2 separate regions of the Homo sapiens genome follow, and region 2 is linked to region 1. Evidence: chromatin loops called from intact Hi-C (ENCODE). Cell type or tissue: CD14-positive monocyte. All regions are shown on one strand. Each heading gives the region's core, and the rest is flanking DNA. Links, peaks and the distances in the headings are about the cores only. Region 1 overlaps LOC105370777 (a long non-coding RNA gene). Region 2 holds the start of LOC105370783 (a long non-coding RNA gene).

Region 1 (16,329 bases), core at 3,763-11,762:
CATCGTATGTTCTCACTGATATATGGGAGCTAAGCTATGAGGACGCAAGGGCATAGGAATGATACAATGGACTTTGGGGATTTGGGGAAAGGGATAGGAGGGGGCAAGGGATAAAAGACTTCAACTAGGGTGCTGTGTATACTGCTCAGGTGATGGGTCCACCAAAATATTGCAAATCACCACTAAAGAACTTATGTAACCAAATATCACCTGTACCCCAATAACTTATGGAAAAATAAAAAGTATAAATAAAATAAAAAATAAAATAAATGCACACCCCAACCCCATGCCAAAAAGAAAGAAAGAATAAAAGATACAATCCTATAGACTTAGATTCTCTAGAATTCCGTGTGTGATCATGGTTCATAGCCTTCTGATATGTCCGTTTTAGTCCACCTGTGGTTGAGATTTCTCTAGGCGCGGACCCATCCACCGCATGTACCCCTCCTTCATGTCTGCTCTGCTTGCCTTCATCGGTCAGATGGAAACACAGGTGAGAGTGAAGACCCAGGGACAGGCAGCTTTGCTTCTCCCTGGTCCTCCCTCAATTCACCTGGGAGAGAAGTAAAGAAAATTTCTTCCCTCCAACACTTTTGTTATGAATAGTTTATACAAAACCTGCAAGGCAATTGGCTGCTATCTAGTTCTTTAATCTGCCTATTTAGACTACTAAGGACCATTGCCAAGAAGCGCCCATGATCTGAAATGTTTGAAATGTTTCAATGCCAATGCACAATAGCTCCTCAGAGAACATGTGGTCACGTGCGGATGGTTGGATCAGGTCCCCATGTGCAGAAAGGCTGAGTGCACATCCCACTGCTCCAACAGCATTCTGGCTCTCCACAAGATGGAAAATACATTGTTGCTGAATTGCCAAAGATAGGATGAGTGTGCAGTAGGGGTTCTGTCCAAAGTGGGGGTCATTCCGGGAAAACTCTGCTTTCCGAATTAAGTATTACAAAGCTTGGCATTTGATTCAACACTTCTCTTTGTTCTATTGTAACACCTGGCAGAGATATAGTGAATGATCATCTTTTTTGGAGTTTATTAATTCCATAAGCCTCTGTTTATAAATGGTTGCTTTAAATAAAGAGCAAATAGATAAAAGTGAGAGCTGACAGATGGAGCATCAATCCTTTGATGTCATCCTTGGATCAAACAGGCAAGTCCTCGTGAGTAACTTTCCAAATTAGCCCAGCCAGGCTTGGTGGAGCAGGGCATTTGGGCCTTTAGGAAGGATAGCTAGGCCTGTTTTGCAGGCCCACACCAAAGCCCAGTTCATACCCACTCTCTGGGGACCTGTTGAAAATACAGATTTAGCAACCTCTTGGACATAGTGTTGGAGGCTGTTTTAGACTCTTCTGGAAGTCAAGGTAGGTTTCTTGGTGGCTTATGAAATACTAACCTTTCACAGAGTTGAGAAGTTATACAAATTCATCAGATACACACACACACATACACACACATACAATCTAGAAGTTATATCTAGGTTGGCAGAGAAAACTTGCTGTGTCATCTTTGAGGTGTGGTCTGCCTAAACATCTGGAGGTTTTTATCTCTTGCAAAGAATTCTCTTCAGGTCTTTGGAAAAGCCATCTGCTCATTTGTCTTGAGCCTTGTCTTCCCATCTAGATGATAGCCTTCTTGAGGAACAGTGATCTTAGTCTACATTCTCCAATGAAGCAAGCATAGTGCTTTGCAAAGGTGCTAGGTGATATAACTGAGGCACAATAAACCTGCTGTTTCTTAGTATCCCCGATCAGTCCATGCAGATGCACCAAACAGATAACTCGGACATGTCTTTGACACTGTGTCAGCTGGATTCCCTGGGAAGAAAATGCTGAGATGGAGCTAGAGGTTTATGGAGTGGAGGGATAATGCCTATGAAAGGGGAAGAACACAGGATTGAGCAGGGGATGTCTTCAGAGACCCATGCGAATATCATACCTGTGGAAGGAAAAGGGGGAGGAAGTAGGACTAAGAATCGGGAGTCTCAAACTATAATGCAGATCTGACAAAGTCTAGGGAAACCCAAAAGGGGGCTCCAGAGAAAACGATTACAGGAGTCCTGCCTTAGGTAGAAAGGAATGGGCGCTAATATCCCTGCTGTGTGCGGTCATTGGCTAACAGCTGCCTGGGGAAAGTGTAGCTTGAGCACAAAAGCTGAAGCAAATCCTGAAGGTGCTAATGGCTGGAGCTTATCAGCTAACTGCACTTCCTGCAGCCAAATAGCAAGCTCTTTCTTGAAGGGACATCTGGTAGCATGCCTCCATGGACACACAGGCATCCTCCTGTATTTCCCCATCTTGCTCCATCATACCCATTCATATGAAATCCATGATTTGAAGTCATTTTAGCTCCCAAACATTTTTCAGGTTGGCTTATTTCTTCATATCTTAGACGCTAGACCAAGTTACTGTCCTTTCTGTCCTGGACCCATGACCAACGTGATAAGCATGTGACCAGTGCAGTCATACAGGGACCCTTACTCCAAAGGACCCTCAACTTGGGATTTTATGCTCTGCATGAGCTGTCTTGCACTGCTTAATGCCAATTTTATCTCTGAACTTACATTTTGTAAGAGGAGAGTGATGGGACCATGTGCCTTGGCTCATACACTGTTCCATCTCCTGCTGCCTCTCTGCTTCCCTTGAGGGTTCTTGGCTACCCACTCCCTGGTTCCTGGTGCCCCAGGCTACATCTGGTCTCCTCTTGCCCACCTCGATGGCTGCTGCCGCCTCCTGCCTCTAACAGGTACCTGGCCACAGGTGTGAGGAGGGTTGGGGTTGGGTGTGGGTTCTTGGGACTGAAAATGGTGATGACCATCCCTGCCAGGGACTGGCAATGCCATGGCACATTTAGCACATGACTCAGCAGGGGTGTGCTTCTTGCACATCCCAGATTTACTTCCTAATGTGGAGGTTACAATTCTTTGTGAGTTCCCCTCTCCTGTGGGTTGGGGTGGCAGGCCCATGGGAAGGGCAGACACCTGGCTCAACTTCCCCACTTCCAGCTGGGGCAGGGAATTTCAAGCTGGTGGCTGACCCTGGAGCAGTTGGGCTTTGTCACAGGGTGGTACTCCCTCCTGAGTGCCAGTGAGAATCTGCACTCACCCCAGGAGTATCCCTGTGCCCAAGAGAGCGTAATACTCAGTAGCAATTTAAAAACCACAGGACCCATTAGCACAGGAGAAAGGAATAAACTTAATGTTTTCCTACCTTTAAACGCACTTTTATCCTTCTTTGTGAGCAAGGGTCCTTTCATTTTGCTTTGCACTGGTCTTTACATGTTATGCAGCTGGTCCTGCCTCTGGTAACTTCTAGCTGCCTCTTGACATCCGCCCTTCCCTCCCTCCAATCTGCTGTCCACATTGCAATGTTCCAAACCTAAATCTGATCAGGATACAGCCTCGCCCCAGGTGAGGTTGCTGCATAGCTCCCCATCACTCTTAGGGTGGAGTTGCCTAAGTCCTGTAGCACAGGCTGACCATGCTCCAGCCTCACGACATGTGTGGCAGTTCCCCCACATGCAGAGAGCTCCTGCCCTGGCATGCTCTCTCCCAGGAGGCACACTGGGGTCTCCAGGAGCACCCCTGAGCCTGGGGCTTGGGGATGAGTGGCCCACCTTTCTTGTCCCTCAGTGAGACAACTCTGAAGTATGTTTTACATGGGATCTCAGAAGTCCTAGCGGGACTGAGGCCCAGTTGCTCAGGTGGAAATCCACTGTTGCTGTCCTCCTGTCTTTTCTCACTTTCCTCCTCCCTCACTGAGCTCTCTGAAATCATCTGCTAATTAAACTATACTTGAACCCAGTCCTTGTCTCAGAGTCTGTGTCTAGGGAACCCAACTCAATCTGGCCCCACCTGCCCTCATCCTGCACTCCCTCTCGAGGTCCCTCTGTGTTTGTTGACTGTGCCACACTCCTGCCTGCCGTGGCCTCTGCAGGTGCTGCTCATTCTTTCTGAGATGTTTCCCATCTTCTGTGCCTCTGAATTCTGCATTAATCATTAATTCCTAACCACTCCAAGCCTTTCCTAACTTCAAAGTTATAGCTAGGTTCTTCGATTACATATTTTCAGAGCCTCTGTTTCTTGTGCATCAAGAAACAGTTTGTACATTTAGGGTCATTATGAGAATTTGATTAACATCTACCTTGTCCAGTAGCTGTCAGCTTCCTGAGAGGAAAGACCACATGCCTTATTGCTTTCCACTTTCTCTCCAAAGCCATCACAAAGCCTGAGTCTTTACTGGTGCCCAATAAATAATTACTAGAAGCTTGATGAATTCAAAGACATTTAAAAACTGTCACAGAAGCCGCTCGCAGCATACAAAACCTCTGAGTCATTTAAGCTGTGTGACATGGGGCAAGTTCCTTAAATTTTCCAAGCCTCAATTTCCTAATGTGAACACGGAATAATAATCATACCTGTGTTTTAGGGCTCTCTTAAGAATTAAATGAGATAATGCATGTAACGGGCTTAGCAAGGTGAGTGCTAATTAAAATGCTGTTTGTTTCTCTATGTATGCAATTTGTGAAAATATTAGGAATTATATGGAAGGATGACTATAAAGCAGAAAACAACACCTATGATAAAAGATAAAAATGAAGGAATCAGTGTGTCTGGCAAAAAAGATGAGGGAGTATGAATTGCTATACAAAAATATATAGACTTATTCCCCAGAATTGGGGCTCTTCTCCATCTTCACTGAATACGGGCTACAAGAAAATTTTGACAAACTGCAGCACATTAGATAAAAATTAGCTGTAAAGTTGAATTTCCACTAGGGCCCCAAGTTTACTGTTGTCTCCCAGTCAATTCTCTCTATTCTTAAATATTGTCATTATAATTTGGTTATGTTTAGCCTGCACTTTGTGTTGCAACAGGTTTGTGATGTGTCACTAGAAGCTGAAGTCAGTGTTTCAGGGCAGTATATTAGTTTCTACTCAGGCACAACTAGCAACACATCCTGTCTTTGCGTGTTTTCTGTTTCATGTGCTCTCCAGATGAGCAATTAACATTTAAATGCTCATTTTGGTGTTCTTTTTAAAAATGAGGAACTGTCAGACATTGAAACATACTTGTGACATGATTCTTAGAAGTAATTGAAAATTGAGATGGGTGAACTGTTGCCTAGGACTTGAATTTCTACAGGCCAAGCCTTATTTGTGTATTTACTTAATATGTAATATATGTATTTTTGTATTTACATATTTACTTAATATTTCTATTATACTCTATGTGTATTCATTTAAATATTTAGACATATAAGCATTGTTCATTAAGCACCTTCTAGGAAGAAGTGATACATGATTCAGAGAAGAGCTAAAGATGTTTCCAGTTCCAGGGAACTTTGATAGGAGAGTTGTGAGTTTACATCACAGATAAATCCTCATTTGATCAACAAGTATTCGTTAGCACTTGCTATATTCCACTCTTCGAAGGTACTGGCCATATAACCTTGAACAAACAAGAGTTTTACTTTCTTAGAGCCTGTAGTACGTAATTCCAGATAATGGTGATAAATGTCATAAGAGAGGACTAGCAAAGCACTCAGTAAATTTAGAAAGCAAGGAGCACATCCATCCAGGAAGCTTTCAAGGAGAAGATGGGCCTTAAAGTAAAGGCAGGGGTCTGCCAGCTAAAGAAAGGGTCTAAGGCTTCCAGGTAGAAGAGGGGCAAGGATGATGTCCAAGGGTTTGAACTCATAAACAATGTCTAGGTATAGGGGATTGCAAATCATCTATTAAAGAGTCAATCGAAAAAACAAAACAAAACAAAACTACACAACCACAAAGGAGTGGAGCGAAGCCTGCAGAACAGGATTCCTTAGCCTCAGCAGTACTGAGACTGGTCAATTCTTTGTGGCAGGGGGCTGTCTCATGCATTGTAGGATATTTAGCAGCATCTCTGCTCTTTATTTATTAGATACTGCCAATACCACTAGCATACCTGGAGTCATGACAAAAATGTACCCTGGATGCAGGCACAATGCACCTCCCCTTCCTCTTAGGGACCACCACAATAGAGTGGGCCCAGACTGTGAGGATCCTTAACTATCACAGTGAGGAGTACTGATTATAACTGGATGTAAAGGGTCCACCAATATCAGCTGAAGGATTATACTGTTAGCTTTGTGCATCAGATTGGAGTTTGAAGATATTGAAAGGGCGAGGGGAGATATTTGATGGAGAACTATTAATAAGAGATTAACCAGGTAGTGAGAGAAAGGACAAAAAGAAATAAGATGGTAGAAATTATATTATTAATCTGCCTTTGCCACTTGTTTCCAGGTCTTTTGCATCTCTTGTTAGGTTGTTTTATTCTTCTGATTGTTGAAGTGCTCAAAGCCTAAACTTGCTCTTTGAGGGGCGTTATAAAACTTCAGATCATTTATTTGTCATAGATGAAATAGGTTCCTCAAAAGATAGTTCTCTCTGGGGGAAGTGAAGGATGTGAGAAAACTTGTAATAATCTGGGTTGACTTTGGATTGTGGAAAGTTGAAATGCAAGAGACTTAGCTCCTTTCAGTGCTCCCTCGAGATAGTTTCATGCTGGCAAGAACTGAAATGATATACTCAAAGATTAGAGAAATAGCTAAGCCTTCAGCAAGTTTATAGAGGAAAGAACACATTCATCCAGGAAATTTTCAAGGAAAAGATTTGATATTTATGCAATTTTATAGACAACTTGGGAAGGGCAACTTAATGAAGCCCACATTTATCAGTAGTATGTGGGGTGTGTGTGTGAGAGAGAGAATGAGAGAAAGTGTGAGTTTGTGTGTGTGATTCCTTCCTCCTACCTTACCATCAGTGCTTGAGCTTACTCTGCATGCCTCTTGAGGATTCTCACTCTTAGTGTGGTCATAGACAGGAAATGGAAACCTGGTGGTTTCCAAGCCCATCGCTTTTGCTGATACACTGTGGGATGTTGGGCAAACCATTTCACCTCCCTGTGCCTCTGCTTTAGGTCATTGAGAATGAGGAAGCAAGATTCCATCAAACATTTAACTTTCAAAATCAGCTGTGGTCCAAGAGGTTGAGTGTCCTGGCTAATTGGCTTCCTCTTAGTTAATCTCCCATTTCTATGTTATGATCAAACTTTGATTGTGGTAGAGTCAATGGCTGCTCTGTGTCTGTGGTTTTAACGCAAGTCTGATCTTGAGTCTGGGTATGTGCATAGGTCTAAATCTTAGCCTGTAATAAGCCCTCTCCAAATCCTTCCTGAGGCTCTGGGCTAAATATGTCCTGGAAGTGAGAAGCAAGGTACAAGATGCCAGGGCAAAAAGAAAACACCACCTGAATAATCTAGTAGGTAGAGCCAGCTTTTAAAGATAAGTTTGCCTCCCTGCTCAGACAATTGATCTCTGCACTCAAAAGCAAATAAGTCTGTCTTACCCATTGTTTTCTTTTTTTGTTTTAACTCGAAATATGTCAGTGAAGTACTTCCTAGGTCTGGGAAACTGGGCAGTTGCAGAAAACAAAGTTCCCCTTGCCAGGGAGGTTACATTCAAGTGTAACCTGGGAGGAGACAGAAAATAGAGAAATACGTTTTTTCAAGGGGTTAAAAATGATAAAAAATAAGATAGAGGAGTCAGGATGATAGTGAGATTTTAATCTTTTAGGTAGGGTGGCCAAGGGGAGCATTTCTGAAAAGGTGGTATTTAAGCAGCCATCTGAATGCAGTGCGGAAAGGAATGCCACAGCCGTTTTTTGGGGGAGCACCCCAGGCACAGGGGAGCAGCAAGTTAAAGGTCGTGAGGAGAAGTGAGCCTGGAGTGTCAGAGCACAGAAAGCCTTTGCTTGAGGTTTAAACTGTCCAGGAATAGGCTGAGGAAGACCCGGTGGTGCTGGGATACAAGAAGAGGCGTTCAATTATTCTGTTGTATCTTTCCGGTTTTATCACTTCCAACTCAGAAGTGTGCGACAATACTATTTGCCCTATAGTTTACTAGAAAAAGCTAGATTGTACTTCTGGATAAATCAACCATCTTGAAAGGAGAAATCTGCAGGGAAGAACTTGAATGAGGTAGCTTTGCACCTACTGGAATGGGAGCCAATACAAATGGATTGTGCGATTGGGGTCGGAGCACTGGGGCCTAAAAGATACTTGAGAATCGTAGTTACTATCTATGATAGCTCCAGGGCACTGTGAGGCTTTGGAGTGTCCTCTTAACCTAGGGACTCCAGAGAAGGTTAGCAATAATTAACACATGGCTCCAAATCCATGATATTTCATTTCCTTCCAGATGGGGTACTGTGTTTTCATTTATTGCCATTCCTCATTGCAGAGAGCACAGCAATAGGAAAATCATGTGCACGTAGTCAATATTTATTGAACATGTTGTAACTGAGTCATAGACCTAGGAATCTGGTGATACTGGGAAAATCTTGGAGGAGCTTCAGGTCCTGGCCCCTGCTGATGAAAGTATAAGTTTCTTCAAGACCAATATGGAAAACATCTTCTAAGCTCATATCAGGATGGACTTAGCAGTCATAAACCAATCACTTGCCATAAACCAGTCAGAGATATTATTCTGAAGAAAATTTGTTGCTAGAGTTGTTGTAGTCACAGGATTCTAGTGTCATATTAACAATGACTTTTTGATGACCATATCCATAAGACATCCATATACTTGCCAAAATTGAGAAACACATTAGAGAACATAGCTTGTGCCATTTGCGTAGGCTGTGAGATCTCACTAAAGTATTCTAGATAACATTCATTGGAGTTGAGTATCTCTATTTCACATTTACCTATCTTTTTTGGAAAAATCTCAAGGAGATTCCACAAAGTCACTTGCAGATGTTTAAGGAAATACTGGCTCTTCTTTATTTCCCTTAATTCCTCTTGCTATCATCATTGTTGTTATGATTCCTGCTACTATTATTTAGAGTTTTTATTGCTTGTAGTGACCTTTTCTGTATTTTCCTTCCAGATATGTTACTGAATATCCTACGCCATGGGATAGGTTAGTAGATTTCTAGTTTTGTTTCGAAGGAGAATTAATGATTCAAGTTTTATTTATAGGGATAATAGTCCATAGATACTTGATGATACTGTTATCCCACTGTCTTGCAAAAGTAACGATGCATTTATTTGCTATTGTTTGAAATATCTTACTTGCTTTGTGATTTGGGGCATATTTCTTAGCATCTTTAAACCTCATTTTCATCATATGTAAAATGAGGGAAAATTAATAGTAACCATGTTAAAGGTTGTTCTTAAAATTACCTGAGATTTTATGTATATTTATCATTTTATCTATCTGTCTATCTACTTATCCATCCATCCACCCACCCACCCATCCATCCATCCACCCACCCATCCATCCAACCACCCATCCATCCACCCACCCATCCATCCACCCACCCATCCATCCAACCACCCAGCTACCCACCCACCCACCCACCCATCCACCCATCCACCCACCCACCCACTCATCCACCCATCCACCTACCCATCCACCCATCCACCTACCCATCCACCTACCCACCTACCCATCCACCCATCCACCTACCCATCCATCCATCCATCCATCCATCCATCCATCCATCCATCCATCCATCCATCTTACCAAGCCCTGTGTCTGGCAGAAGTTGGGTTCAGTAAGAAAGAACTGGAATCATTAGCTATGATAATAAACAGAGCTGGGAAAAAATAGAAGGTAACTTTAAGATACAGCATGACTACATTAATAAGCTCACTACTTCGTATAAATTCAAAGAGCTCCTAGGTAGACTAAGTTCTTCAGAAATAGGACTCATTTCCATTTGTTTGGACCAGTGTAGATTCAGTGATTTAAACATTTTTTTCCTTCTAAACAGTCCTCACATCTGATATCCCAGTTACATATTTGTCCTTTTTTAGCATTATCATCCAAGGTATTTAATTTTTAAAAACTATACATAAGAAAAGATGATCTCTACAACCATGATTAGATGATCACTTGGATAATCTAAGGGCTGCCCAACTATGAGACTTTATAAGTCTCAACCCTTATGTAGTACCATTAGTTGGTATATTCAATCATAGCAATTATTATACCCATTTTATAGAAAAGCACACTGAGATGTAAAGAGGTAAAGTAATACCTCACAGTGCAAGTTTGAATATTTCTTAAGTGATATTCATACTGAAGTTTACCTGATAACAACATCATTTTCTTAAATACAATACTGCCCATGCCAGTGGAAATTATAAAACCCTCAAAAACTCTCAAACAGTTCAAAATAGCAATATAATCTTAAGTCACAAAATGATAGGGATTTAGAATAACATAACATATTTCATATAATACCTGGAGATAAGGATGTGGCGTTGCATAGAGGTAGACAAACCAAATAATATCAAGATTTTTCAATAATGTTGTCTTTTATTACTTTAGGAACAAATTGACAACCACAAATTACAGGCTAAGAAGAATAAGCAGTTCATTTTAGCATTGTCATTTAATAAAACTAACAATTTTGTCACATTAAAATATACGTTACTTCTGTTGTATTTGGCCATACATTGATGGGTGTATGGTTATATTTAGTATTGCAATGGTTACATTTAGTATTACTTTTATAGAAAAAAAATAGAACTTTTTTCCCCCATTGTTTAGTCCACTGGTACTAATAACTTGTCTCATCATGAATAATTTTCCCTGATGCTGCGTTCTTTTTCTTTGTTATCATCAACATGTATATGATCACACTCAGATTCTAGATCTTACTCCCAGTAAGGTTCTCTTGTCCTTGATCTTGGCTTTCTTTTCCTTGAGCAGGCCTGGGGCTTTTTGTACCCCATGCTAATGCTTCAAGCTGCCTGGTCTTCTACTGAGTTGGAGCATGCCCAATATTGTGATGCAGGCATAATTTCAAATATTCTTTCAGGTTTTTTTTAGATTATGGGTCAGCCCATGGATCTCGTGCAGAAAACTAGAGTCACCATATCAGATTGGTTTAGTCCTAGAGAACTAGATGATCAGGAACCTTAGAAGCTGAGCTTCCCTAAGGAATAATGTTGTAAGGAAAGCCCGTTACCCTTTTTGAGGGAATTGGGTTGCCCTATACTGGGATAGTGGCCTCAGGAAGGGTAAAGGGCTCAGTCAGAGGGAGCCCTGCACCCTGAGTCTGGCCATGCAGGAGCAGGAAGATAGAAACAGGCCAGGCAACTCCTTGTTCCTTTCACGTAAGCATTCTGTCACTTCTTGTTGCACTCCAACCCCTAGACCACAGGGCACTGGAAAAGTTTGTATAGGTAGTTTTGGTTTAAAACCAGTTTTAGGCGTAGTGCGGTGTTAAGGATATGAAGACCTCTCTGCCTCTCACTGAACTCTCCTGCCAGAAATCTCCCCATCTGTTTTCTATTGTCTGAAATTCCTTAAACATATGTCTTAAATTGCACAAGATTAAAGACTTAAACATGCAAATATGGTAAATGATGAGTCTTTTGTTGAATTTGGGAAGGAGACTGGAAAGAGAACTTTGGAGATATAGAAACAAATGCCTGACCTTTGCAATGTTCTTTGGGCTAGTACTACCTATTTTTATCTTGCTGAGAACCTCTGTGTAGCAACCAGGTTTTTTTTGTAGAATGTTTCTTCACTTTCTGAACCTCCAATGACAAGTCATCACCATCTATCATGATGCTCTTTTCCAACAGTGATTTCTGTTGTCATCAGTGAATATATCTGACACATTGTATTATTCATATGTTCTTTCTAAAGGTCCAGTTAGATGACTTGTATTATCTCTGATAGGTGACAATGGAACTTAAAGCACCAGCCAAGTAAATCTGGTGAGGGGGCAATTGGGGTATCATCTAGGAAGCTGAGACAAAAATGAGGGAAAAGAGGGACACTGTCTTACGTTATATGAATTAGCTGCATGTTTTGGGTTGAACTTAGCATTTTATTTATTTGAGCGTTAATACACTTAAAAATACCCATTTCAGTGCCTGTTATATTCTAGAAATTGTACTTGGTGCTAGATTTACAACAGAACAAGAAAGATGTGGTTCCTCTTTGCATAGAGCCATGGTCTAGTGGCTAGAAGTGTAGCCACAAGAGACCACGAGATCATCTAGTACAAACCACCTCATTTTACGTATTAGAAAATGGAAGCACTGAGATGGGAAGGAAATCGCCCTTTGTTACAGCTGATGAGTAGCAGAGCCAGAATTCTAACTTGGCTCTTAGGACTCACAGCCCAATTACCTGGTTAAATTAACAAAGTGAATTAATGCAGGTCTGCAGACATTACGGCTACAACCCCCTCAACAGTCTCCTGTCTGTGGCCTAAAAGTCTCTGCCCTTCCCCTAGCCTCACAGATACCAGATAGGGACATAAATATCAAGGTGAATTTTAGCTGTGATGTTAAATTAGATCATATTCCTGTGTGATGAAGAAGCAGAGTGATGGAGCATTGTTCCCTTTGGGTGAAAGTCGTCTTCTCCCTCTACCCCTCAGTGCATTTCTGGGCCTGCCTGGGCAGAGAATTTTGGCCAACTACTGGATTTTTGTTAAAAATGATAATTAAAGAGGGAGCAGGAAGGGAGTACGTTCCAATATGATCCAGAAGAGTCAGCACTTGCTCTGGATAATAAATTCTTTATGCTTCAGGTTATTACTTAACCTGTGTTTCAGGTTCCCTTCTGGAATCAATAAAGGGACATTCTCAATCTGTGGATTTAATGACTGACTTCTTGCTTATAGAGCTAATACGTTAGAACCACAGGAAGGTAGGTGGTGGTCTGGAATCATCCACAGTGTGTACGCTCCTGCTCTTTGTAGGACTCTTGCAGGCAACTTTTAACCTTCTTTCAAGATTGTCTTTAATAGAGATCCATATTTCTGGAATTTTCTAGAAAATAAGAGTTTTAAGAATGTAGTGGGAGTTTTTAGACTGGTTTTATATGACATTGGACATGCATTTTAATATGGAATGCTGGGGTTGTTCCTGTAGGCCTCCCAAAGTCACAAAAAGAAGCATCCTTCCTCAAGGCTCCCGACACATTTCATTGATGGTCTTAGCCTGTGTGTGGTGCCCACCCTATGGTGAACCCAGGGCTCCTGCAATGACTCGACTGCAGCTGCCATTCTCTTCCTTTCTCTCCCATTCAAGGAAGCATATGACCATGTTTCCCAAACTTGTTTTACCTGGAACCTTTTATTTTTTTTCAGGGATTCCCTATTAATAATTCGTGGCACTATTCTGTAGAATAAAACTTGGGAAACAGTGACATATAGACAGGAAAATGAGTGAATGCAATGATGTTGCAGGGCTAATCTCACCACAGTTCAATTTATTAAAGCAAAATGTGTAATTCCTCAAATTCTGTACTTTAATTTGTATTGATAATCCAGCGCTGGAGTTAACATAGATTTCAGGAGTGAACAGAATGCTGGTTCTATTCCCTTGGTTCTGGCTTGAGAAGGGGCTGAAGAAAATGGTGAGCCCACTCAACTGAGGGTAGTGTCTACTTCTGCCCCAGAGAATTTGTCCCAGGGAGGATGCAGCTCAGAACAGCAGGTTTTTCTTAAGTGTGTACTTTCATTGATGCCTCATTTCTGGTCAGCGTGAGGGGAAAAGCGGCAAAAAGATAGTCACTCAAGTTAGTCATGTTGGGAAACTTATCTGTTTTAGGCAGTGGTTCCTCTCAGCAAGGGGTGGAAGATATGTGGTCCAGCCTCAGGCTAAAGCCGTTTCCCAGTACTATCACTAATACTAGTCCTGTGCTATTTCCAGCTCCAGCTCGTCATTTGTCTATTGGCTTGCGAAACTACCATCTAAGAGGGCAAAAGCATTTCTACTGCCTTGGGCCATTTCCTTCTGACATTCTTTACTGATGACCTCTGAAGCAGCTATGATCACTTCTTGGCATGTCAGACCATCATCTATTGGCTCTTTGTCTCACCAGAAACAGGCCAGCCCCAGCTGGTCCAAGCAATATGAGTGTGGGTTAACTTCAGGGATACAGGGTCCTGGGCTGGTTCCCAGCTGGTCTGCATTTAACAAAGCAAAATTGGGAGTTGTGATGATCTGGAGGTGTTCTGAAGGGGTGAACTGGTGGAATTACAAATTACTTAGTTCATTCCCTGCCCTCTAGTAGAAATGAATCTAAACTAATCCAGACTGGTAAGAAGGATAGACACAGTATTAAAGGCCTATTGCAAAGAAGATGCTATAGCTACTTTCCTTCATTTTGGTGACCCCAAACTTTGATGTTTCTTGGTGATGGAAGAACCATGACTGTCCCTCTTCCATAGAATTTTCCTTAGGGTCCACTGAATTCATGTACACATGCACACGCACACACACACACTCACACAGTTTACTATTACCATTAGGGACTGTGGTGCATGTGGCTGTGTGCTGAGGGAAGAAAAAAAATGCATAATAGCCTGCCTCCAAAAAAATGTATCAGATATAAAACATATGCAAAGACACATATGATAAGAACCATGTGAGTATGGACCATGAGTTAGATTTATGAGTGTGGGGTATTGTGAAGGAGGTGCATCTGCAGCTGAGAATCACAATACAACAACAACAACAACTACTACTACTACTTTTTAACATTTATTAAACAGTTGCTAAATTCCTGGTATGGTTTTAAATACCTTGACACACTCTTCTAAGTGCTTCATATATGTGTTTAATCATCACATTCCTCGAAGGAAGACAGAGGAGGAAATTGAAGCATTTAAGTAACTTGCCCAAGGTCACACAGCTGCCTAAGGGTGGAACTAGATTTAAATCCAAAGCAGTCAGGTTGCACAGCCTTGCTCCTGTCTCCCAAGTATGCTGTCAATAATCGAGGAATTTCAATATGCACAGAGAAGAGCAAAGGCTTTCCTGCTGAGAACAGACTGGTCAGTAAAGGAGTAGGGGTAGTAACGTTTTAGATGGGAGCAGCCTGGCTTGTGGGTGCTTAGTGTAGTGATTGGCACAATGCCTGGAATGGAGTAAGTGCTTGTTTGTTGAATTATAGGAATTTGAGTTATTGACTGAATGGCTAGAGAGAGATAATGTTAGAGAAGTAGGCTGTTATCAAATTGTGTAGGGTTTTGAATTTCAGCTTAAGTGGTTTAAACTTAGTACTGTGGATGATATCTTCTCTACAATGCTGGATTTCTGAAGAGGCCAACACACTAGTCTATAAATGTGCTATTCTATACATTCTTCTTTGCATTTTCTCTTTTTCAGTGCTTTGTATACAATTGCTAGAAAAAAATGGAAACCATGCTAATCGAGCCTATTACCAAATGCTTGCTAAATTTTGCTATTTAACTATAGAAGTTATATGTTAGCTTTAACTTGACAAGTCAGTCTTTGCTTGTGATGCCCATAGCCCCTTCTAAATATATGCTAATGGACAAGTCTTTAGGTAACCCAGTTATATATGGTGTGACCCTACTCTCTCTGGCTTCTGTGGGCATCATGACATGACAATGCACTTGCTTTTTAAATATCAAGAATATGGAAGCATTAGCAGTGGATGTAGAAACTGGAAGATTATGCTGAAGAGAATAGTCAAAGAGGACACAAAGAACTACATGTATAGTGAAATTATGAGGGAGTAGAGGTAATACATAGGGAGAAATTATTTTATGTATCTTGAGCCCAGACGTTTTGATTTCAAATTCAGTTCTGGATGCTTCCTGAAATTTTCTATAAAGTTAAAAGTCCTCCCACCCCTTTTCAATATTCATTCTCCTTGACTTTTCTGCTGCATTTTACATAATTGCTTGTTCACTTTTTTTGGAAACCCTTTCTACTGAAATGCGATATTCTCCTGGGTCTTCCCCCTTCCGCTACTGCCCCTATTCTCTTCTTAAGCACCTTTCCTTCTATGCTCAAGCCTTTGATGAAACACATTTCTTTTCTGACTTTCCCTCTGCATAATGTTATCCATGGCCAGGCTTTAAACCCTCATCACTTTTCATATGTGCCCCAAAGTATGCAGACAACAGAGACATCTTTTCCAAGCTATCATGGGAGGGCTCCCATTTCTAGTTCTTTGCACAGTGCTTCCAACTGGATAACACTAAATCAAGAACGTTCCATGTAGTTCCGTGGATGCCCCCTTGGTTCAAGACTTTATTACCTTTTACCTGGCATCTTTATTCCCAAAGGATTTTATATGCTGCTGCCAGATGAATCCTTAAATCACAGCTGTGATTCTGTCACTGAAGATTTTGGGTCCTAAATCTTCAGTGACTCCTGATCTACCAGAAAAAATTTACATTCCTTAACATCATACTTCAGTGCATCTTCAATATGGTTCCACCAGACGATGCCAGAATATCTATGTGTTGATGCTTTTGCAAGTAGAATCC
Region 2 (16,329 bases), core at 5,365-13,364, 58 kb before region 1:
ACTTAGATGACTTTGGTCAAAGATACTGAAGAGCGACTTCTGGTACTGGGAGGTGAGGACTTGAACTACATCACCTTTACTCTCCCTGCCAACCATGAGAGATTATAACTCTTAACTGAGGTTGTGGGCTGAGAAGGGATTTCTAAGACAAGGTCAGAAACACTGGACCTTAGGGCCAGGAGAAAGGAAAACACTGCAGTTTGGGTTAATGAGAATGGTGGGAGAACACCAAGAGGAAAGGGTCTCGACTTCTCAGTGACCTGGTTGCTTTGTGTGGATTTCTTCTCTTGTTCCTTGTTAACAAGTTAATTCCTGCATGCCTAGGTTATTTACCTTTTCACAAAAGAGGGAAAATACAATGCAGTCCAACAAACGAAGCACAATCTGAAAATATAACAGCTTATTGTAGCTGCCTGATAAACCACTATTTTGCCTGCTATATATATATATTCCACCTTTTAAACTCTAGGAGGATTTTTGATCAGTGCCTGGCTATTCTGTAATCCGTTATCAAGTACGTAATACATAACTGAGAAGACTTGGTCAATACAAACCCATTAGGATAGAAGTGGGAGGAGTAGATGGATTTGCAGGGGAGGGTTTTGCAGCATCCTCAAACTTCTCTCGGAGCTGGTAGGCTCCAAAGAGATTGAGACTTCGAGGACAGTTGGCCATTCTCAAATTAAACATAGTACCCACATTCATGTGTGGAAATGTTCAATATTTCTTAGGCTTTGAACTTGATAACGTAGTGGACTATCAGCCCTAGAGAATAGGGAAGAAAAGGAAGGTGTATCAAATCCTTATCAGATGTAAATTCCAACTTGTATATAAAAAATTGCCCCATTGGTTGAGTGGAAAAGTGAGTAGAAATATGATTTCCAAACCCTATTGCTGTTGGAATTCTCTAGGGTTGATTTAATCAGGAATATCTCTGTCCTCAGGGAGCTATGTCAGTTCTCAGTTTAGATGACTGTTATGCAAACATGTTTACCATCCTGAAGACAACCATACAGTTATCACAAAACTCAGTGAAACAGATATTTAAATCACATGGCAGAAATGGTGCTAGTGAAACAAAAATGTCTGCTCAGGAAAAAAAAAAAATCAACCCCCAAAGTTATCGGTAACAGAATAAGAGGACTCAGGGCTCAGGAAACCATGGGTACAGAGGCTTTGGATCTTTTAATATTGCCTGGGCCTCTGGATTTGACTGGGGTTTAAATAAAGCATGTAATGGGAAGAAGACAAAAATCATATGATGCAATAGAGCTAGTGGCATGTCTACAAGTCCTACTAGTTTATTTTTGGTGAACTGGTAGAAGTTTAGAATCTATTTATGGGACTTAGTTATTACCCAGGAGAAATGGACATTTTTGCAGCAGGAACAACATAAATATCTATGGGTTTAGTAAGTCACAAATTTTCTTGCTGAAGGCTGGTTTTAGAGCTTCCCCGCTGGGACCTCTGTCCAGGCTAGTTAACCATTACAGGGAAATATACAACTTCCTGAGGTCCCTAAAGGTCCCTTTTGTCACTCTCTTACCCTAACCACCAGTATTTTGGGATAGGAAAGGGAGTTATGATGATAATGATAATTATTGATGATTGCAATAATAAGAATAGCTTTCATTTTGAGGGCTTACTATGTGTCAAGGACTGTTTAAAAAATTTGTAAAATTAAGAGCACTCAGCAGTTATTTTTGAGTTCATATTTTATGATCGTGGAAGCTACTGGTGGCTCATCTTTCCATTACAAGCTTTAATCAGTTTGTTATTTTCACACATGTTGCTGACAGCTTCATAAGTTTCCATGTATAAGCCCAAGCAAGACTCCACTATTTGTTCTACCTGAACATTTCCTTGCCCGTTTATGCAGCGAATACCCTTTCAAGAAACAAGACCTGGCCAGTTTCTTCAAGGTCTTGGTCCCAGCGTACACTGCTCAGGAATTAAGGCCCCCAGGCAATGCCAGCCTCCTAAAGAGGAGAGGCAGAGGGTCTTTGCATTGCTTCAAAGGAAGCCCGTAGACATTGCTGGAGACCAGGCTGTCTTAGATGTAGGTGTGTGTTGTGGGTGGGAAAGGGGGGATAGAGCTTTTCTAGCACAGCTAGCTCTTTGTCGCCTGTTAAGTGGCTCCTCTGCACCCCAACGAGTAAATCGGAAAGGCCACAAAGGGTGCCAGCAAAAACAGAAGCCAGGTTTTCTCTTTGATTTTAGAAAGTGGGAAAATTCTGGAATCCACCGTGATGGCAAGGCATAATGGTTAACAACATGAGCTTCTGCTTGAGATCCAGTTGAATGTCTAAACTTTCTGATTTTCAAGTTCTTCATAATAGGAGGAAGATGCCTTCTGCTTCATGGATTTGTTGTGTCGATTAAAGGAGATTAAATGCACTGTTCACAGCTTTGACTATTACACAGCGAACTCCTCAATTCCTTTAGATCTCTGCTAGTATTTCTTCCTCAGAAGGGCTTTCCCTGCCTATTCTTCATAAAATAGACTCTCCCTGTCTGCCCATAACTTCCTAGCACCTTACTCTGCTGTTTTAGTTTTCTTTACAGTATATATCATTACCCAAAACATATATCTCTGTGTGCTTTTTTTTTCTTTCTGTTTTCTTCCCCAGTAGAATATAAACTTTCATAAGAACTAGGTTGTTTCAGCCTTGTTTGCTGCTCTATGTATAGCTCCTTGGGGACTGCTGGCATGTAGTAGAAGCTCAATAAATGAGTTGAATGAGTAAATGGATGAATGAAATGAATGAACGTAAAATGCTTTGCCCATGATGAATACCTGATGGATTAAAATTTATGTTATCAGTTATATGTAAATGGGGCACTTAGTGGAAAGTGAGTATCTCTGAGATTGTCTTTCTCTCTAGAAGAACTATCTCATTCTACTCCTAGTTGAGCCAGGCAGAATGTGCAAGGCTCAAGGACTAGTGGTCAATGCAGCAGCATCTGGAGAACTTTTTCAGGCCACTGGAAGTGTAGGATCCAGCCAACGGGATCTGGAGGAAATTCCTCAACTCTCACCACATATAGAAATCAAGCAGTGCTTGTAGGTCACAGGGGGATACTATGAATGGATGCCCATTGCATTTAGGAGATCACCATGGCTAAGACATTAGCCTGCTTCCAGGTATGTGTTATCTGCTCCCATTTTTCCTCCTGCTATGGGAGTAGGCCTTTCACTTGATGTTTCCTTTCTGGTCTAGACTTGTATAGTGGACACTCTCTCTATTTATATATACATATATATAAAATATATATATACACACACACATATACACAAACACACATATACACAAACACACACATATAAACATACATATAAAAATACATAAACACACACATATATATACTATATACACACACACACACATATATATGTATATCACAGATGCAATTAATCAACTTGAACTCCTCTACAGTGCTCTCTGGCTTCCATACTTATGATAATCTTAAGAAACCTTCAGGAGTACTAATTTATATCTAGGGAATAATCTGAGCCTCTTCCTCTTTGCCCCAGCAGACACAGTTCAACCATTCTGCCTTGTTAGGGTCCTCCAAAGCAGATATCAAGATACTAGTAAGTATTCCAGGAATTTATTAGGGGAAATGCCTATGTGAAATGACACAGCAAGGGAGGTGGAGAAGGCCGGGCTAGCAGTCAGATCACAGTGTTAGCCTGACCCTGAGTGAAGGGGAGACTGAGAGAAGACTGGGTGGAAACTTAGAATGCTAGACTGCCGCTCAGTGGAAGGAAGCTCCAGCAAAGCCACTGGGGAGTCCGTGTGCCAGAGTCAGCTAAAGAAGGAGCCCAGCTTCTCAGAGGAGGGGGTCCCCTCACAATACCACATCATTGGCCAGCAGCAGCCTTGGAAAGTGAGGTCAAGGTACAAACACAGCAACAGACTTAAAATACAGCAGTTGGGACCCTGGATTAATTCTACCTTCTATAGGAGGAAGTCTATGTGGCTTATTTTCATGGCTACCACACTCCATGAAGCTAGAAGATGCCATAAACATCCCTGAAGCTGGTTGCTTTACAATGCAATACCAGGCTGCCAAGTGGGAGAGCTGGTGTCAAGCCTCTTACTCAGGAAAATGCAAATTAAATGGGTTAACCCTTCATGGCAATGGAGGGAGGGGTAGCAGAGCACCTTTTCTCAGCAGCCCCCTAGCCACAGTAGTTCTTCCCTATTTCCTGACCCAAGAATGCAGCTTTCAAAAGTTGGCCTGTGTTGCATTTGGTTCCCCTATATCTCCCTTCTCTAGGGAGCAAACTTGTGTCCAGTAGGGCTGGGTCAGTACCAGTCCTGACAGTTTTGGCCTCAGAGAATCAGAACCACTTACTACTCATTCTCAGAGGTCCGTCTTGGTGTACAGGCCTGCCCTCTAGTCCAATCTCTTTCTACCTATGATATTATGGTTGTTATTGTTGTTGTTTTTAAAGAAGCCAGTAGTTCCTTCTTGGGCCTTGACTGGGGTCACCTAAATCTACCCTGATGACTTTCCATTAAACACTTGCCGTCCCTTTCCTCTTAGAAGGCCACTGGGACCTTTATAAAAGTTTCCTTACCTCTCCTAGCACCTTAAAAGTCATGCATCAGTAATTTACCTCTGGGAGAAAGTTCTGAACACATGCCTCACTACATCTTACTCTCCTCACTAGCTGAGAATGGAGCAGTTGAAATAAGAGCTCAGACAAATATTTTCCATAATCTGTAGAGAGTAATCAATACTTAGAAGGAACGTCACTTGGCAACAGTGTGAACATTCCATTTTCTAAAGCATTCTTGTATGTTCAACTTCACAGGCTCATACCTTTTTAATATTTCTTAATCACTGGTTAATGTGAATTCTCAGAACTGAGAGGTTCTTCTTGTGTAGCTGATTTCCGCTGAGTTCCTTCTTTTTTCTAATTTTGGTATGATGGCACTGTGTCTAATGAAGCAAGTCAAATAAACGGCAGATTCTGTTCCCCGAAGCCCTCTTCATCCTGGAACATTAACTGTCTAATTTGTTCATGGGAAGACCCAGCTGTTAGCAGGCAGCCTGCGGGCCCCAAAGCAAATGAGGAGAAGCCTTCCTGTGAACTTCAGAACACATGCTGGGGTGGGGGCTGTGGGGAGACATTTTGTTTATCACTCATTTAAAGTATGTTGCTCCCAAATAAATGGCTGTAAATGGAGATGAAGGGATAAGACTTGTGACTAATTTCTCTGGGGAGCCTAAGTATCTCCACTCCTGACCCCAGTGTGCTGCCTCCCCCATCTTCCCATTGTAAGACTCACAGCAGCTTTATGACAAGGTGGGTGTTTATGATCCAGTTCAGGATGGGGACTAACCCAGTCCTCCCTGGTGGAGGCATTCTTTCCATGACGGGGCTGACGCTCTGCCAATAGGATCCCAGTGAGCTCAGGGAACAGTGTCAGGTTGATTCAGCTGAGGAAGTCACGGCCTTGATTTAGCCTTAAAAGGCTGAGGTTCCGGTGGAAGCGAGTCTGTCTCAGCGTGAAAGCCCAAGGCTCTGAGCATTCCCAGATGACATCTGTGATTTTTCCAACACACATTTGGCCTCCTTGGTTCCTTGCAGTGCTTTGGTTGTGCAATCACCACTTGGCAGGTTCTTCGTCCAGTGAAATCTGTACATTTTCAGCTCTGACATCTCAAAAATAATCATTGGAGCATTTTTTTTATCAGAGTGGTTTATCGTAAAACAACCACTCCCACCGACATTTCTTGTAACCAGTGCTAGGAGAGTGACGACTTAGAAGGCCTTTTGAGGAAGGAGTAGTGGAAGAAGGGCTGGTTTCGGAATTGAACACACCAGGGTTCCAATTCTAGCTTCCTTTTATTACATGTTGCCGGACCTTAGGCCTTCAGGGGCTCAGTTTCATCTTCTATAAAGTAGAGAAAATAGTATATACCTTGCAATGTAGTTGTGAGGATTAGATATCAAATCTATCATTAGATTAGTTCATCAGATGGACTCAGTACACTTTGTATGAATATATGAGTGGGATGTGTGTGTGTTGTGTAGTGTTGGTCCTAGGTTAGAGGTGAGAGTGGTTATAAGTTTAGTGTATATAGAGGGAATATCAGCTCTCTTTTTAGCCCTCAATAAATCACAAACATGCACATACACACTGCACGTGTGCACACATTCTTGAAAACCTCAGCTTTTTTCTTTTTGATGTTGAGATAGCTAAAGATTCCTTTCTTTAGATTTTTTTTTATTTGTAGTCATGGATACATAATTGTTGTACATATTTATGGGGTACATGTGATATTTTGATATAAGCATACAACATGTAATGATCAAATCAAGGTAATTGGGATATCTCTCACATCAAACATTTATCATTCCTTTGTGTTGGAAACATTCTAATTCTTTCAGTTATTTTGAAATACACAGTAAATTATTGTTAACTATGGTCATCCTAATGTGCTTTACTTTGATAAATAATTTGCTTCTGAGGTTGGTCCAAGACCACATGCCTGTAAGCTAGTCCTCAAACCTCCATGCTTGCACGCTGCCTGGGAATGTCTGAACTGGATTCTCTGATGATATCCATAGGGACAGGCCTAAATCTTTTCCTTTTCAGCCATCAGCTGGCAGCATGCACAGTTAAGAGACATTGCTTCTTGTTCTCACTAATGTCTAAGATCTGAAGACAGAAATAATTCTGAATCTTAGTTTTAGAGGTCTGGGAGAGAAATACTTTTTCTCCAACTCTTGGAATATTTCCCTATTACTATAGTATTCATGTTGTTTCTGAATAGAGTTTATGACAGACCTTCTTTGGTATAGTGAGAAAATATGTTGTTGTTTTCCTTAAAAAGATCTATGACAAAATATTGGTCATCAGCTTTTTAGTAGTAAAAGGCTTGATGTCTGATAATCATAAAACGGAACCCAAGCAATATATTGAAAACAAAAACAAATCCCACCTGGCAGAAACTTTGTAAATTTGCCTTGTAACTTCTTTTAGCTATTGATGTGTTGAGCTTCTAGCACTGGGGAAGATATGAAAGATTCTTTTTTTTTAAGACAGGATCTTGCTCTGCCACTCAGGCTGGAAGGCAGTGTCATGATCATAGCTTACTGAAGCCTCAACCTCCTGGATTCAAGGGGTCCTCCTGTCTTGGCCTCTCAAAGCTAAGACTATAGGTGTGCACTGCCATGCCTGCCTAATTAATTTTTTTTCTGGTCAAGATGGGGTCTTGCTATGTTGCCTAGGCTTGTCTTGCACTCCTGGCCTCAAGCAATCATTCTATCTCAGCCTCTCGAAGTGCTGGGGTTACAGTTTTGAGCCATTGTCCTTGGCTATATATGAAGGGTTTAGAATGTGTTTATTTAGGGGAAGGTCAGCACTTCATTTCTGAAAGATTAATCTGGTGGCAATGTAGAGAACGGTTGGAGGGCCTTAAGTCTGGACACTGGGAAGAGATTTGGAGTTCATTGCCATAAATCAGTGGAGATGATGGTGGTCTCACTTTGCAAGGCGAATAGAAAGAAGTGATGGATCAAAAATATTATTTAGCAGATAGAATCAGTAGGACCTGGTAATTTATTGGCTAGATAGACTGAAGAACAGAAAGAAGACATGGATGGCGTCAATTTTTCTAATTTGAGCAACCAGTTATATGGTGGTGCCATTTACTGAGGAGCATAGAAGGACAGGGGGTACAAGGAGAGGAGCAGGCTTAGGGGAAAGAGTAAATTCACTCTGGACATGCTGAGCCTGAGATGTCTGTGAAACCAAGTGGAGATGTTGACTACATGGTTGGATATTCAGATTTGAAACTGCAGAAATACCGCCTGTAAATAGAGATTTGGAAGTTGTCAACATAGAGTTGGTAATTTACGTGATGTGATTCACCCACCAAGAGGTGAATAAGAAGTGGAACAAGATCTCTGAGGAATGCAGCACCTCAAAGCTGGGCAAGGGGAGAGAAACAGCTGGAGGAGACAGAAGGAGCAACCAGAGAAGGAGGGGAAGAATGGGGAGATGTGGAGTGCTGGATAACGGAGAAGACAGGGTTTCAAGGATGTGTGTAATGCAGGATAGAGATCCAGTAAGATACTGACTGAAGTCTCCTGTGGACTCTACATAAAGGGACCATGTGCATCCTGGCAATGGTGCTTTAGGTGAAGTAGTAGTGATAGAGGTCAGATGCCAGTGGGCTGATGAGTGAGTGGGAGGTGGACCAGTAGATGAGCATGTGAGGGTAAAAAGATAGGGCAGGAGCTAGAAGGCCACATGGGAGAGCAGATTTAGTTATTTCCTTCTTTTCCTTAATCTACTTATTTTCTAAGTTTAGGAGAAGCCAGAGGTATCCTCTTACCTCAACCTCTTGGGTCACTAGGATTGCAGGTGTGAGCCATCATGTTAGGTTTGACTTGTTCTTAAAAATATATTTTATTATTTGGAAGCCATTGAAATATAATTGACTTTTATACTCTTTTTTTTCATGGCTGAATTCATGTTTATTTCCTGGAAACCCTTCAGGATGAAGGGTTAATTCATTACCATGTTTCGCTACATTTAATGTTCCCTACCCCAGCCATATTCAACAGTGTGGTACTTGGAGAAAAGAAAAGGGGCTATCTCTGGGGAAACAATTTGGTTTCCATGTAAGTAGCCCCTGTGGAGAAGATGAAAACCAAGGAAATGTACTACTCCGAGGAGCCCAAACCTCATTTCAGTAGTATTTGATAGCATGTTGTTTAAAGATGAATTTAGAAATGGTTTCTTTGTAGGATCAACATTACTGAGGAAGTGGGAGCTAAGGAGGGACCTCATGTAAGTCCAAAATGTCTAGCATGGTGTGTTCTAATTCTATATTGACTAATTTTAGTATGCCCATGGAAATAAATCAAGTAACTCTGTAGTAACCCCCAGGTTTTAAGTGTTAGCATGGCTTGAAGTCTTAATATCTGTATGGGCTCTATAGGAAAGAACTTAGAGCCATTTCTATTACAATGTGAGCTAATTTTTTTACAGTGAAGTAAATAAAAGCAATGCACGTTTTCTTATTTCTCAATACTCAAGTACATTAACCTGGCGACAGTGTGACATCTGGAGAAGGTATCAGGGAGGACTGAAGGTCTGAGAAGTCTTCTTTGTGACTTGAACAGGTCTTGTGTTGAGCATTATACTTGAATATTCTCCCTTTGTCTTCATCCAGGCCCCATATTTCCTCAAGGCTCTTCACAGCTTTAATAAAATGGTGGTGAGAAGAAGCCTTAGTTTTTTTATAGGTAAGCCCTTCCAAACTGGTGGTTCCTCAGAAGAAAATCTTCATATTTGGAAAGCAAGAACTTTTCCTTGGTGGACAACTCTTTTTGTTGTTTTAAGTTCCAGATTGTTTATCTGGTCACAGAGTTATTTAGTTTCCTTTTCTTCTGTGGTATGCTTATGGTTGATTTTGTAATATTCTCAGTCTTGATCATTGAGGGCCACATTCACATTTAAAAAAGAAATGAGGTCATTTTACAGCTCTTCTAGTCTTGCCCTCTAGGAATTACATTAATCCATTTCTCAAGCATACGTTGAGAAAGAAGACATGGCGTCTCATTAGCTCCTCTACTGCACACAACTCCAGTGCCTTTGGGAGCCTTGGACTAAATGTGGTGAAGACCAGTGCTCCTGTGAACGTGATCAACTAAAAAATTCTTCCTGATGGAATGGAGATTGGGGTTTTGCACAGGAAGGGACTGCTCTCATTTTATGTATAATTCAACCTGCAATATCTCATGAACTGTCTCCTGGCGGCCATTCAGCATTAGGGCTTTCTGTAGAAGAAAACAGGGTCAGCACAAACATCTCCCAATTCATTGAGCTAGAAACCTTGGAAATATGAACTTATGGGACGTCTTTTAGGTTTCTCAGAGAAGGGGCCCAGAGGCTGGGGTACAAGGCAAGGTCTGAGTCACAGAGGAACTGTGGGACCAGGCAGCAATCCAGTTACAGGAAATCCATAATTCAAGGCAAAAACGGAACTTGCAACAAGATCAACTTGTGCTGCACTGATGAACTCTTGAACTTCTCTTCTTTCCTTTGGAACATGTTTAAGGCAGGTTTGACTCTACCAGTGGGGATTATGCGGCCCAATGGTGAAGGTCGGGAGATAAGTAAATCCATATATACCTGTAATTGAAAGGTTCTTAATCTTCTTTGTGCTGTGGACTCTCTGATGTTGGAGAGGTCTATAGTGGCCTACTTAGAAAGATTTTTAAAAACATTAAAATAATGTACATAGCATTACAAATAATAATTTTATTGAAATATAGTTGTTGAAATTAAAAAATGTAATATGTAATATAAGTACCTCTTCATTAATGCATGAAATAGCAAGATCTTTCAGTGGATCTTGTAACTATTCTAATTTCAAAATAATGATACAGAAACATGATATCTGGAAATTTCTGTGGCAACTGTAATGTAATGTGAAAATACCTATAATTTTTATTGGTGATAAAGTCACAAGGACTACTAATACTACTAAGGTGCACGCCTACGCTCATCATGGAAAGAGAAATGCTAAATTTCAGGTAGACATTAGTGGGGAAAAAAGTGTAATAGATATTATTATTTTGAGACAGAGTCTCACTTTGTTGCCTAGGCTGGAGTGCAGTGGTGTGATCTTGGCTAACTGCAACCTCCGCCTTCTAGCTTCAAGCGATTCTCCTGCCTCAGCCTCCTAGGTTCAAGTGATTTTCCTGCCTCTGTCTCCCAAGTAGCTGGGACTACAGGTACACACCACCACCCCTGGCTAATTTTTGTATTTTTAGTAGAGATGGGGTTTCACCATGTAGGCCAAGCTGGTGTCAAATTCCTGACCTCAGGTGATCTGCGCACCTCGGCCTCCCAAAGTGCTGGGATTACAGGCGTGAGCCATCGCACCTGGCCTAGATATTTTTTTTCATCCGGGTTTGTAGCCCTCCTCAGTTCCATCCATGGATCCCATGAGGTCTGGCACTCTATGTTAGAAATCCCTGCTCTAGTTTAGGCCTCTGGTTTGCTCCCTGATTGGGATGGCCAGCTGGCCTGCTGACTTGTGCCATGTGCATTTCTTAGGGACCAGGCTGGGGAGGGGGCTGTTGTGGGTCACATCCCCCAGCAGGGGGGCTCTGGGAGCAGGAACAGGAGGGTAGAGTTAGGAGTAAAGGTGGCTTTCTAAACCAAATGTCTGTCCTGACCCCTGTTTTGGTGCTGGAAATGCCATTGTTTGTCATTCAATCCTTCGGGTTATGAGGATCTTAGCTTTAGAGTCACCATTTGAACTCAGCGCTTCTGTGTAGGCCAGGCACTTTAGTCTTTCCAAAGAAGGTAGGAAAGAGCAGATGGGAAGCGAGGACCTGGGACCAGGACACACAGAGGCCCAGGCCCAGGCCCAGGGAAGGAGGCAAGAGAATCAGATGAGGGAGGAAAAGCAGCTGAATTTAGAATTTTGCCTGAGCAGCATCTTTTTCTGCTATGAAATAAACAACTTGAATAAGCCTAGGATTCGTAATATTTCTGGAATCATTTTCTAGCTTCATTTCCCCAGGATTAATGATTTGAGATTCTCCTCAGAGGACCTGTTTCTTCTTTCATTCGAGACTTATTTCTGCTGCTTCCCTAACAAAGCCCAATTTAAAATTCGGGCTTTACTCTGAAGACAGATTCTGGAGCAGAGAGAGCGAGTCTCCTGTGGCCCTAAAATTGAGCCAGGCCTAGAGGTGGCTCTGAAAGCTGCAGTCGCAGAGACATGGCCCATCCAGAGCATGACTGGGCCTGACCCTTCCAGCTGCCGCCTCAGAGCGTCTGTGAGGATGGAGGCCTGAGCAGTGGCCCAAGGTCAGGGCTTCTGAATGCAGTTGCAGAGATATGTGTGGGGCCACGGCCTCTTGGCCTGTGACGCAGGCTGTCTCATCCAATGGGTTGGGATGTATGTGTGCTGAAAATGTTTGACAGTTTCATGCCAAATGGCCACATTTCCCATTTGGTTTCCTAATCTGGGGAGGGATTTCTTTAGTTTATGGTTTAATTTTAACAAGACATTTGGAAAAGATTAAAAATTAGAAACTAAGCCCCTTGTCATTGGCAGTTAAGTGAAGATGATCTCTTCCCTTGAGAATGCTGGCTGCAGGGACACAATGCTGAGGGTTTGAGCTCCTCTGTTTGAAGGAACCCTGAGGGACAGAGTAGTTGAGCCTGATATTATTTGGCAAATAATTTCTCTAAACTCTGTTCACTGAAAACACGGGCAGGCATCAAAGAGGTGGGAAAAATAGCTCCAGCCTGCAGCATCTTTGGCCCATGGGGAGACAAAATTTGCACATGTCAGCCACAGGAAAGAGCAAGGCGAGGCTGTTTAACATTTACAAACAAGGATTTTTTTTTTTGTTTTTACTTGAGGCTCACATGACCTGAGTTGATTGGGATTTTGAAGAGAAAGAGATGAGTGGGAGGAGAAAGAGTTGGAGTAGGCCCTCCAAGCCACAGCTAGAAAGGAAGCGTGGGTGTAGCCAATGAGAGGAGGCCCAAACAAACTAGTTCACTGCCCTCTTAGAGCTACAGACCACAGGAGTCAGAGGGAAAAGCTTCTAGACCCTCCAAATCCAACCCTTCACCCTCCAGGAGAAAACCGAAGATCAGATAGGTGCAGTGCAGTCCCCAAGGTCACAGGCATAGAATTGGGTCTCCTGAACCAGTGCTAATTTCTATGGCAACATGGTTTTGCTGCTGTGTATATTGGGGTAATTGTGGGAAATAAGGTTAGATGGTGTGGTGATTTTTTAAAAAATCATGTCCACAAATTCTTCAATACTGCTCCTTTCAACAGGTGGAGCTTAGTTCCTCTCCCTTTAAATCAGGGCTGACATAATGACTTGCTTCCAGTGAATAAGATGGAAGTGAAGATATGATTCAGACACTAGGTCGTAAAAAGGCATTGTGTCTTTGGTCCCATTTGCTTTCTGTCTCTCTCTTGTTCTCTCTCCGCCTGTCTCTCTCTGCCTGTCTGTCTCCGCCTGTCTCTCTCTCTGTCTCATCACTTGCTCTAGAGAGGTGAGCTCCAGCTATCATGTTGTGAGGATACTCAAACAGCATATAAAGGGGGCCATGAGGGAAGGGATAGAGACCCCTTGCCAATAGCTGTTTGAATGAGTCATTTTGGAAGCAGATCCTCCAGCCTCAGTCAAGCTTTCAGATGACTGCAGCCCTGGCTGACCTCTTGATTGCAACCTCTTGACAGAGAACCAGAACCATCCAGCTAAGCTGCTCCCAGATTCCTGAATCTCAGAAAAACTGTGGGAGAAAATAAACGTTTATTTTTTATGCTGCCAGGTTTTGGGGATAATTTGTTATACAGCAATAGATGTCTGGTACAGATGGTGAAAGGGAAGGAAGGTAAGGTAGAAGCCTAAAAGCCAGCCTGCCCGGTTTAGATTTGATCTATAGGGAGACACTGGTTTTGAGTAAGACATTTGAGGAAGGTTAAGCAATTAGCAAGGTTACAAGTAGTTGGAAAGGAAAAAAATTGCACTGAAGAACTGTGTTTGAATCTCCTAGCGATGTTTTTTGAATCTGCATTGAATAGATAGCTTGGATGGTTGTTTAGTTCTTCACTTTTCCTTGTCAAGAAAGGCAGCAAAGAAGAGCCTATTGCTTAGGGAGAGGCAGTTTAGAGTACTGGATATGAAGATGAGCTCTTGCGGGCAGGGAGCTTGGGTCCTAATCCTGGCCCCCTTACTCTGTTTTGTCATCTTTAAAAGGGGGAAAATAAGAAATAGTGCCTAATTCATAGTTTTTAAAAAATGAAAATTAAAGGTTTGATTATTATAAAGCACCTAAGCAGAGTGCCTATACATTATAAGCACTGTCTGTGTTTATTAGACAGACTTTACACAACTTCTAGTTTAACTTTTCAAATTGACAAGTAAAAGTTGTGTGTTTATGGTGTACAACATGTTTTGATCTATGTACACATGGTAGAATGGCTAAATCAAGCTATTTTACATATGCCTCACCTTACATACTTACCCTTTTTCGTGGTGAGAGTACTGAAAATCTAAGCAATTTTCAAGTATACATGAAGTTGTTTACTGTTGTCAACGTTGATGTACAACAGATCTCTTGAACTTTCTACTGTCTAACAAAAATTTGGTATCTGTTGGCCAGCATCTTCTTAATTCCTCAAAACCCAGCCTGTGGTAACCACAACTTTTCTCTCCTTTTCTGTGAGTTTGACTTTTCTTTTTTTTTTTTTTTTAAGATTCCGCATTTAGGTGAGATCATGTGATATTTGTCTTTCTGTGCTTGACTTATTTCACTTAATGTTCTGCAGGTGAATCTATGATACGACAGGATTTCCTTCCTTTTTAAGGCTGAATAGTATTCCAGTGTGTATCTATTGCACATTTTCTTTATCCGTTCATCTGCTGATGGGCACTTGGGTTGATTCCATGTCTTGGCTATTGTGAATAGTGCTGCAGTGAACATGGAAGTATAGATACCTCTGACATACTAATTTCATTTCCTTTAGAAATACATTCAGTGGTGGGACTGTTAGAATTTCTGAAGTCTTAAGTTCTACAGCTTTAGTCTTCTAAGAAACTGCAAGAATCGATATTATGTGCTGACTTGTGCCTGCATCACATTCACTTGTTGAAGTCCAAAAAGTCTTAATCTCCAGTACCTCAGAATGTCACTCTATTTGGAGATGAGGGCTGGGAGAGGTAATTGGAGTAAAATGGGGTCATATGAGTAGGCCCTTATTCAACATGACTGATGTTCTTGTAGGAAGAGGAAATTAGGACACAGAGACACACAGAAGGGAGACAGTGTGTAGATACTGGAGGAAGATGGCATCTACAAGCCAAGGAGAGAGGCCTCAGACAAAACAAACTATAATACCTTCCTCTCGGACTTCTAGCCTCCGGAATTGTGAGAAAATGAATTTCTATTGTTTAAGCCACCTAGGCTGTGGTAATTTGTTAGGACAGTCTTAGCATACTGGTACAAGTATCTCCCTGGCCTCACTAGTAAGCAGTCCTCAGGTCCCTTTCCTCCCCATGAAAGAGCAAAATATTCACAGAAATGACTGCCTGCTTATTAGAGCCAGGGCTCCTTCTGGGTAGTAGTAGTGGTCTGTGGATGAATGTAACTTTTTCTTTGGTATATTATTTCTTCATTTTTTTTCTGATGAGAGAGTCCAGAGTTTCTTCAGGATTCTCAGAGGGGTTAATGACTTTTCCAAAAGTTTGGAGCTGCTGTTTTAGACTGTGTCTTATCATTCTAGGCCTTTCAACCTTGGCTCCAGCTGCACATAGAATATACCTTGGCACTAGGGACCATCCCTGCAGCTGAAATAGTCAGTTTGTGCATTTCCTGTATGTGGGGCTTTCCTCATGATCTGGAAAATATATGAAATCCAGGAGAACCAAGTGAAGGCATTCACTCAGCTGTAAGTTTAGACATGGCATTAGGTATAGGGAAATATAAGGATATATAAGGTAATATTCCTAACTTCATATTTTTAGAAAGTTTCAAACCTAGACATTTTCTTTCATGACTCATGGTGGGTCATGGCTCTTTTTGGCTGAGGCTAGACAGACAGCACTCATATTCCTGACCCTCTGATCTGCTATGAGCTTGCCAAGCCTACAGCCTTCCTGTGGGTCTGTGGAGCCCCACCCCTTCCACAGGAGTATCTTTGGATAAGCAGCTTCATGACTGTGCCTCTTCTCAGGGAAAGGCTAGAAGACAAAAGAGAAAAAAATTTCTGACAATACCAAAAAGTGGTGAGGATGTGGAGCATCCGGAACTCTCACGTATTGCTGGTAGAAATGCAAAATTATGCAGCCACTGTGAAAAAACAGTTTGGTGGTTTCTTATAAAATTAAATATACACCAACTATATGACCCATCAATCTCACTCTTAAGTGCTTGTCCAAAAGAAATAAAAATGGATTTACATTAAACTTGTATGCAAATGTCTACAGAAGCTTTTTTTATAATCACCCCCAGATGCAAAACCACCCAAATGTTCTATAACTTGAGAATGGATAAAGAAACTGTGGTACGTTCATACAGTAGCATACTACTCTGCAATAAAAAAGATGAACTAGTCATATGCAAAACAGCTTGGATGAATCTCTACTGCTTTGTGTCACATGAAAGCAGCCAGACTCAAACTTCATACTGTATAATTCCATGTACATGACATTCTAGAGCAGGCAAAATTGTAGAAACAGCGAACTGGTGGTTGGCAGGGCTTGAGAGTGAGGGGAGGGTTTGACTACAAGAGGGAATCATGAGGGAGCTT

The links. Peaks named below come from ENCODE experiments on the same cell type or tissue, not always from the same donor. Only the 100,000 strongest peaks of a DNase experiment are listed, where the experiment ranks them.
Region 2: a loop joins it to region 1, with 4 times the contacts of the local background. A loop is called at or near these places in 4 of 110 quality-filtered maps.

Annotation. Positions count from the first base shown.
Region 1 is chr15:39,402,407-39,418,735 of GRCh38, reverse strand. All of the region lies in intron 1 of LOC105370777 (a long non-coding RNA gene), which reads left to right. Among named protein-coding and RNA genes, the nearest start is that of LINC02915, 160 kb to the right of the region's middle. In CD14-positive monocyte, for the core only: no CTCF peak of the experiment used is centred there; DNase peaks (open chromatin) are centred at 4,335, 4,935, 6,915, 11,615 and 1 weaker place; H3K27ac peaks cover 3,966 bases.
Region 2 is chr15:39,462,193-39,478,521 of GRCh38, reverse strand. It overlaps LOC105370783 (a long non-coding RNA gene), which reads right to left and starts at 5,303. Exons shown (of 5, transcript NR_188226.1): 1 at 4,834-5,303; 2 at 555-765. RefSeq lists an enhancer at 9,085-10,202. In CD14-positive monocyte, for the core only: no CTCF peak of the experiment used is centred there; DNase peaks (open chromatin) are centred at 5,811, 9,531 and 9,991; H3K4me3 peaks cover 1,922 bases; H3K27ac peaks cover 2,717 bases.